2 separate regions of the Homo sapiens genome follow, and region 2 is linked to region 1. A link is a loop called in an ENCODE intact Hi-C map of the cell type or tissue named here. Cell type or tissue: PC-9. All regions are shown on one strand. Each heading gives the region's core, and the rest is flanking DNA. Links, peaks and the distances in the headings are about the cores only. Region 1 overlaps EFNA4-EFNA3 (EFNA4-EFNA3 readthrough). Region 2 holds the start of SLC50A1 (solute carrier family 50 member 1).

What was found. Hi-C counts contacts between places; a loop is a spot of excess contacts. Peaks named below come from ENCODE experiments on the same cell type or tissue, not always from the same donor. Only the 100,000 strongest peaks of a DNase experiment are listed, where the experiment ranks them.
Region 2: it touches region 1 in a loop (2.6-fold over the local background); 78 of 110 quality-filtered maps call a loop at or near these places.

What each region holds. Positions count from the first base shown.
Region 1 is chr1:155,081,862-155,087,203 of GRCh38, reverse strand. EFNA4-EFNA3 (EFNA4-EFNA3 readthrough) reads right to left here. Exons shown (of 5, transcript NM_001407761.1): 2 at 1,800-2,113; 3 at 1,262-1,327; 4 at 999-1,076; 5 at 1-791. The coding sequence ends at 661. EFNA3 (ephrin A3) reads right to left here. Exons shown (of 5, transcript NM_004952.5): 2 at 1,800-2,113; 3 at 1,262-1,327; 4 at 999-1,076; 5 at 1-791. The coding sequence ends at 661. Among named protein-coding and RNA genes, the nearest start is that of EFNA3, 5.7 kb to the right of the region's middle. RefSeq lists silencers at 1,194-1,243, 1,228-1,396, 1,594-1,793, 1,994-2,093 and enhancers at 2,594-2,893, 5,165-5,244. In PC-9, for the core only: CTCF peaks have their summits at 747, 950 (motif pointing right) and 2,357 (motif pointing right); DNase peaks (open chromatin) are centred at 1,313, 1,833, 2,023, 2,313 and 1 weaker place; H3K4me3 peaks cover 1,900 bases; H3K27ac peaks cover 831 bases.
Region 2 is chr1:155,133,987-155,136,486 of GRCh38, reverse strand. It overlaps EFNA1 (ephrin A1), which reads right to left. Exons shown (of 5, transcript NM_004428.3): 5 at 1,588-2,500. The coding sequence ends at 2,420. SLC50A1 (solute carrier family 50 member 1) reads right to left here and starts at 635. Exons shown (of 6, transcript NM_018845.4): 1 at 496-635; 2 at 111-188. The coding sequence starts at 575. RefSeq lists a silencer at 595-834 and an enhancer at 1,105-1,194. In PC-9, for the core only: no CTCF peak of the experiment used is centred there; DNase peaks (open chromatin) are centred at 646, 1,286 and 1,776; H3K4me3 peaks cover 2,470 bases; H3K27ac peaks cover 2,500 bases.

The DNA.
Region 1 (5,342 bases), core at 1-2,500:
CTCTGTCTGTCTGTACATTATATATAGAGATATAGAGTCTGTACATGCCTGCCTGGCACCCCAATGCCCACCCCTTGCCATCCTTGTCCACTGCCCGCCCCCCCAGGGGTGTCTACTTGTAAACTTGGTTTCAATCCAAACCACAATCCTGGAAGTGGGAGTGGGGGAGGAGGACGTGCTTATTGCTGTAAACAGGGGAAGGAAGCAGCAGGCAGTGCTGCCCCTTGCCCATCTAGTCCCCTCCCCATGTTCTGCCCCTGGAGGAGAGCAATGGGGGTGCCTCCCACGCTTCGATTTGCTCTCTCTGGGGGCATATGTCTCTCTGGGGGGACAAAGGGAGAGGGCACCAGGAGTCAGGGAAAGGTACCAGGGGCCAGGGAGTCCTGAGCACTGCCCTTTTTGGCCCCCAAGTTTGGTACCAAACATTACCAGAGCCACAAGGCCGCCCGGGACCCATGGCTGTCCCCGTGCTTGGTCCACTACAGTGCCCTACGTGGGGGGAAGGGGTAGAGGGGGCGGACACAGATGTATGGTGCAGGCCCCACTTCTAGCCATGGGAGGAGGGGTCTAGGCCCACTAGGCTTCCCTTGGAGAGGCCAAAGGCTCCCTGCTCCTTCCAAGCCCCGCCCCATCTCTCCCCCCCCAGGGGAGGGGGCAGAGCTAGGAGGCCAAGAACGTCATGAGGAAGAAGGCGATGCCCACGGCCAGGGGCAGGTGTTCCCGTTTGGGGCTGGTCCCGCTGATGCTCTTCTCAAGCTTGGGCACCTGAGGGTTCTCTCCCTCAAAGTCTTCTGTGGACAGAGGAACAGACAGACTGGTGAGGGCTGGGTTGCGCGCCAGGGCAGGGGCACGCGGCAGCAGCAATGGAGCCAGGGACGTGACCACCCACAGGGTAGGAAGTATCAGTGCCCCCAGGGAAGGCATGCGAGGTGAGCAGGCACCGGGGCGGGGGGCTGCGGTTCCAGCAGTGGCCACCAGAGGGCGCTGCGCAGACTCACCCAGCACGTTGATCTTCACATTGGGGCCCATGGTGAACTGGGGGAGAGTGGGGACCGGCTTCTCCCCGGAGTGCGATGCTGCGGGGTGGGGTGCGGGTGGGGAGAGAGGAGGGGAGAGTCAGGGCCAGGATTCCCTCCCCTTGCTACGGCTGGGGAGCAAGCCCCCCTCACCTGTGCCCTCCGCCCCCACCCCCAGGAAGCCAGGGGAGCCCCAAAGCAGGGAGCTGAGGATGGGGGCGCGGCTCGGAGCCTATTCTACTCACTGGAGGCGCAGCAGACGAACACCTTCATCCTCAGACACTTCCAGTGCAGGTTGTGAGTGGGCGTGGCTGGGGAGGAGACCGGGCCTGAGTCACTTTCGCCCAATGTGTGCCTGTGCCCTCCCTCGACGGCTCTATTTCTCACCCCCTCCAAACTGTCCCCGTCGGGCGGTCTCCTTCAGGAGCTCCCCTACCCTTTGGACACGGGTCACTTTAGCTCTGCCGTCGGCCCTAGACGCCCCTTTGGTCCCACCCCTCAAGAAACTGGGATCCCTGATGTTCCAACCCCGGAATGTCCCTCACAGAAACAGCGATTCTCCGCAGCCCAAACTTGGGACTGTCACCAAACTCCTCTCTTGGCCCCACGACCTCGTCTGAGCTGAACCCCTCAGGCGTCCCGTGCCCACGCCTCCTCCCTGGTCTCAGCCGCGAGACCTGGCGCCCGCCGCGCCGGCCCCGCCCCGGAGCCTAGGGGCTCCACCCCCCGGCTGTCACTCAGACTCTCGCGTTCAGACCCGCCCGCCCGGCCGCCGTCACTCACAGATGTAGTAGTACTCGTGGCCGGCGTGGAACTCGTAGCCCAGAGAGAAGGCGCTGTAGCGCTGGAACTTCTCCGAGAACTTGATGGGGCTGTGCGGGGCGTGCGGCCGGTTGCACTCCCAGCGCTTGAAGCCCTGGCTGGCGTTGCAGGTGCGGTAGCCGTTGCGGCTCACCATGTACAGCACGTACTGCTCTGCCCCGCCTCCGGGCCCCGGTCCCGCCCCGGGGCCCACCCCCGAGCTGTTGTAGTGCGGGCAGTAAATATCCAGATAGTCGTTCACGTTCACCTGCACGGTGTAGCCCTCTCGCCGCAGGCTGTGGGGAAGAGGAAGCGGCTCAGAGAGAAGAAACCCCAGAGCAAAGCCGCTTTCCATCTGACCGCTCCGCAGCCCCTCCCCAGGGTCCGCGTAGCCTTCCGACTTTTCCTCCGAGCTTCCTCGCGGCTCAGCCCTGTCTCTGCCCCCGGGGCCCTAGTGCCGCCGCTCCCCTAAGTCTCCTTCCGTGCCCTCCTTCTTGGTCTGTCCTTCTCCTGTTGGCCACCAGAGGGTAGCAAAGGCGCAGGGAAGCCCGGCCTGCCTCCAAAGAAAAGGAGGCGAGGGAGAGGGGCGGAGGGAAGAAGGGAACGTACGCTTTGGTTGCCACAGAAACGGCGCAGGCCCCAGCGACTCTCAGACCCAGGCCCGGATTTCCTCCGTCCATCCCCCATAATTCAGCAGCCGGGAGGAGGGATGGGAGGGATGGAAGCCAAGGGTGAACGTGGGAGGGATCCCCTCCGAGGGACGCACACACCCTCCATCGCTTCTCCCACCATGCTTCCCTGCGGCTGCCAGTCCACCCCGGAGGCCAGTCCAACAGGACCTGCCCTTACAGACGCATGTATGGCGGCTTCATGCATATACATGCATAAGTTCTATGGCACACGCACAAATATGTCCACCGCCCACTCATAGGCAGCAGACACACAGAAAAGCTGGGCTGTATGTGTGCTGGCCCGCATGCCAGTATTGGTTGACCCCACCAATCTGGGGGTCTCCCCCTGCCCTCCCCATACTACAGTATCACTGGCTTCTGTACCTTGAGTCCCGTGACAGAGACCCCACCCTGAGGCCAAGGACAGTTAGGCTCCCAGGAACTTTAAACACATGAGGGCGCTAAGGGACTCAGTACCAAGACTCCACATGGCATCATGCCAACCAGCCCAAACTTCTGTCTCATTGTGCACCTCCTTCCTCAACCTGGCACAACGGCCCCCCTTAATGATGCTGGGCAGAGCAGTGGGCACAGGGCCTAGACAAGATGGCTGCGCCTCTTATTTCCCTGATCCCTCTTTGGGACAGAGAAGCAGATGCTGGGTCCCTTGTAATCCCCACCTGCCTTGCTAGTCACCATCAAAGTGTTGGTCTTAACACCCTCGATGGCAGTAGTGAGCGGTGTGGGGATGGAGAAACCTCTGAATGGAGAAAGAAACTCGGAGAGGGGGCAGGAGTTTTCCCTAATTTCTTTAGCGTAAGAATGCACATATCTTGGCAGTGCAAGGAGAGTGGTGGACACAGAAAGGCATGGGGTCCTTGGCAAAATGTCATACCACGGGGTCCCTAGTCCCTGGGAGCTCCCTGGGGGGAGAGACTGGCTCCCTATGTCACCAGGCACCACCCAGTTCCCCAAACAGTAATTAGATCCATTAAAGAAATGAGCGTGGAGGCTTCTGCACACGGTGGGGCCTTGGGGGTCCCTCCCCCCTGACCCCACTTCCTTGGCTTTGCTTGTGCTGTCCCCTCCACCAGCAACCCATTCCAAGCCTGACAGTGAGGCAGGCAGAGAGCTGATGTTTGGGTACCCCAGTAAGAATTGGCACAGCCTCCTTTGGTCATCAGGAATGCCACCAGCCCCACTCTGTTCCCATGGGATTAATGGGTCACTCAGGCCCCTCCCTTGCCCTGGCACTCAGGTGGGCAGGAGCCTCGGCCTGCGGCACTGGGAGCAGGAAAACGGGTTAGACCAGGCCTGGCTCCAAACTGCCATCCTAGGCTTGCCTGTCCGTCACCAACCCACAGTCTGTTCCTCCCCTCAGGCCTTGGGGAGGGGGCCTCCAGTGGTGAGGGTGCCAGGTCTGGAGCAGCTGCACAGCCACACTGGGATCTCTGTCTTTGAGCCTCACCCATGTTTCCAGTCCCACTCTGAAGCAGCCCCTCCCTGCTGTACCGCCCAGTTCCCCCTACAACACACCCCATTCCAGCAGGGAGGAAGCCAACACCCAAGGTATTCCTACAGGTAATTCCATTTCCTCAACAGGGCAGGACTAGCCTTATAAAAAAGGTTGCAGGGCGACCACAGGTGAAGGGAAGCCATCTGTTATGTACTCCTGCGCTGGGTGGCAGGAACAGCTCCTGAAATGCCCCCCCAAGGCTGGGCATGTGAGAGAAAGACCTGCCGGTGGGGTGGCTGGGCCCAGTTGGTACACAGAGGGCACGGGGACAAACGGGGTGAGAGCCAGGAATTCCCAGCCACAACTCTTTGGAGACCCAACGTGTCTGCTTGGCTTGGGCACTTTAATTGAATCTGTCATCCTCCCTCCTTCTCCCTAGCAGTGCGGAGAGAGAGGTGCCGCTGGGCCCACGCGAAGCTCCGCAGCTAACCCCGCCTCTAGGGCCGCGCCTCCTGCGGAAGGGTGGGGGTGGGCTGGGACCTGGGGACCGGGTTGTGCCCTGCCCCTTCGTACTGTTCTCTCTTCTTGCTCCACTTCATCCCCTATAGCCTCTCGCCTCTCTTGCAGAAAGGCGAATGCCGACACACCCCATTTGGAGGGGGTGTCCCCTCACCCCGTTATTTCGGTCTCTCCTGGCTCTCACAGCCTCTGAGGCGCATCCCGACACCTCTCTCTCGCTTTCAGTGCCCTGCCGGCCCGCGCCTGGCTCCACTTAACCCGGAGTGTCCGCGGAGGGGGCAGGCGGGCGGAGCGGGGAAGGAGCAAACTTCTCCCCCAGCCCGGGGCAATTAGGGCAGGTAAACAGGGTGTCCAACAAGACCAGGGAGTAGGGAAAGGATCCCAGGGGGCCCTGAACTTGTCAAATCCTCGCCATCCTCCACCCCCAGCCCCGGTCTTAGACGCCGGGCTGCAGAGTTACAGGGGTGGAGGACGAATGTAGACCCGGGTTCCTCTTCCCTCTAGCGCGCGCCCCCGAGGCTGCGCGCCGCCCGCTCCAGCAGGCGAGGCCGGACCACGTGTGCGCGGCGTGGGGTCCGCGCGCCCGGGCTTTGAGGGTGGTGGCGGTGGTGGCGGGAACGCTGGGGGGCGGCGGTTGCACGCTGACACCTCTGCGCCCCTCAGGCGCCCTGGGCCTCGGCGCCCCGCCCGTCCCAGTCTGGACAGCCCAGGTCTGGGCGCAAGGCTTCCCTGGGCCGCGTCGGGTGGGGGAGAATCAGCGCGCCCGACACCTCCGCCCCTCCTCCCTGCGACAGCGGCGGCGGCGGCGGCGAAGGTTTATTGATCTGCAGCGGCGGAGAGGAGCGAGAGACCTGCCGAAAGCGAGACACAGAGACGGAG
Region 2 (2,500 bases), core at 1-2,500, 49 kb before region 1:
CAGGCGTGAGCCACCGCGCCCGGCCAAACCTCTTTCACTCTTGCTCCTCCTGCCCCGCCCCCACCTCCCTCTGGTAGCCTTTCCCACTACCGCAGCCGTCGGCCCCTCACTTGACTTCCGTGGTGAGAAAGGGCAGGAACTGGACGTTGTCCACACTCCGGGTCATTCGCATGTGCCTGAGGTCCGAGCTGTAATGGGGCCCCGAAGGGAGGGGTGGGGGTGGGAAGGGAGAAGCAGAGTGCTAGAGGGGGATGCCCAATGCCTGTCATCCTTTCCGGACCACCGCAGACCCCGCCCCCTCTCCCCCCCGCCAGCTATCCTGCCTTCTCCTTCAGGCCTAGTGACCAGCCTCGCCCTTGTACCCCGGTCCCCTCGACCCGATCCCACTTTGATCCCGGTTCCGGACGAGCCAGGTGCTGTGGCCACGTCTCTGTCCCCTCTCTCTCCTTTCCTGACTGCCTAGTCCTCCCCAACCCAGCCCGGCCGCACTCTCACAGGCCGGCGGAGAACATGCCAAGGGTGAAGACCACGCATGCTCCGTAAATGAGCGAGTCCAGAAAGCCGCCCGCCTCCATTACGACTAGAGTCGGATCCCGCGCCCAGCGCCCGCCGCGAGCCTGCGGTTGCCGGGACCTACTGCAGCCCAGACCTGCGGCTCTGGAGCCCCGCCCCGCGCACTCGGCTCCGCCCCCGCACGCTCGGGCCGTCCCTCCGGAAACTGCGCCGAAGCCCCACCCTCCCTCCGACGCCGAACCGGAACTCGCGCCCCTCTCCTCCGAGCGCCTTCCCAGTACCCTGGTCCAGACCTCTTCCATGTCCCGGTCAGTCCCCTTCCTAGGGCTCCGCGGGTGTGTCCCCGATACCTGCCGCTGCTCACACTCTGCCTACCCCTTGGATCATCTAGACGCCCCCAGTCTCAACGCTCGTGTTCCCACAGGCCTGTGCGCCTTCGGCGGTGGACCTCCAAACAAAAGCTTGCTAGTTTAACAAGACTTCAGCACGCTTTCCATCCAGAGCTCCACATCAGAACCTCAGTTGCCCAGGGTTTGGGAAGTTTTTTTCTGGAGTGTGCTGCCGAAGCTTTTTCTCAAAATAACACATTACCAGGAATCACCAAGCCTTCCTCTTTTGCCCTCCCTCTCGGGTCAACTTTACATGACGTGGCCAATCCACTGACGCCTCTATCACTGACCCCCGGTCCAACCCACTTGTTACTGGGAACTTTCCCTCCCAGCCTCCCACACGTCTCTGCTAGTGTGGCTGTGGGGCGGGGCCGCATGCCTCAGCTGGCGTTCCCAGCTTCCCTGACTCACCGAAACAGCGTGAGTACCTGAATGGTAGTATGCCAAAGCCCTGCGGTGACGGAGTGGGAGTGGGGTAGAGGTCGGATAGGAAGAACTTCCAGAGTGGAGTGCAGCTCAGAACCCGAGAGACAGCTGTCAGGAGCACTCCGGTCCTGGACAGCCCTCAGAGGAGGAAACATCCCACCCTTTTGGCCTCGTGAGGGGCACACATTCTTTGGAGAGAAAGAAATTCAAACCCAGTTGCTACTGTTGTAGCACAGAGAGCCTCGCACTTAGCAGGGACTCAATGGTCATATGTTTTAATATGGAGTGGCAGAAAAGCATGTCCGAAAAAACACATTGCTTTATTTTGAGACAAAGAACATTGTATAAAAAAACTCCAGTTGTAGAAATCAGGACAGACACACAGCAACTTATATACAGATACTATACACGTGGGCCCTGCCCTTTAGGCTACACTCTAGGCAGAATGTACACATGGGCACTGCCCTTACAGCTACACTCTAAGAACAGGTTGGCACAGCCCCCCTGCTGGCACAGCTCTGGGGAGTGCTGCCCCAGGATGGGAGAGAATGCAGTACCTGGCTACAAACTTCTCTGTGGCAGCTCCACAGATGAGGTCTTGCTGGGAGATGCTGGGTCAGCCCAAGCATGCTGCCTCTCCTGTACCTGGCTTCCAAGCAAGAAACTGTTTCTTGCTTTTCCTTCAGTCAGTTCATCTGGGCATCCTGGCTCTCTCCTGGAGGGGGCATCTTTGACAAGCTTTGCCCATCCACGTGGCCCCTTCCAGCTCAGCTCCCACTGTGCCTTAAGGGACCATGCCTGCACAGCTTGTTTCTTTGGCTTAAAGGCAGGAATGGTGGGAAAGGACTGTCTCCACTTCTTTCTCCATCCCTCCGAGGTGAAGGTGGGGATGGCACTGTCGGGCTGGTTGGCCTCCTTCCGGTTGAAAACCTTAATACTGACCCGTTTTGAGGCTGCTAGGTGATAGCTTATGCCTGTGGTGGGAGTGGTTCCCAGGGCTGGGGGCTCTGAAAGTGGCCCCAAGACAGGTTTGGAGTGCCTGTCCCTCTCTTCAGCCTGTCCCTCTTTAAGGCCAGGTGTGGCATACACCTTCACGGGGTTTGCAGCAGCAGAAGTGGAAGGAGCAGCACAGTCCAGGCAAGTGGGAAGAGGCGTGGGGCAGCACTGTGACC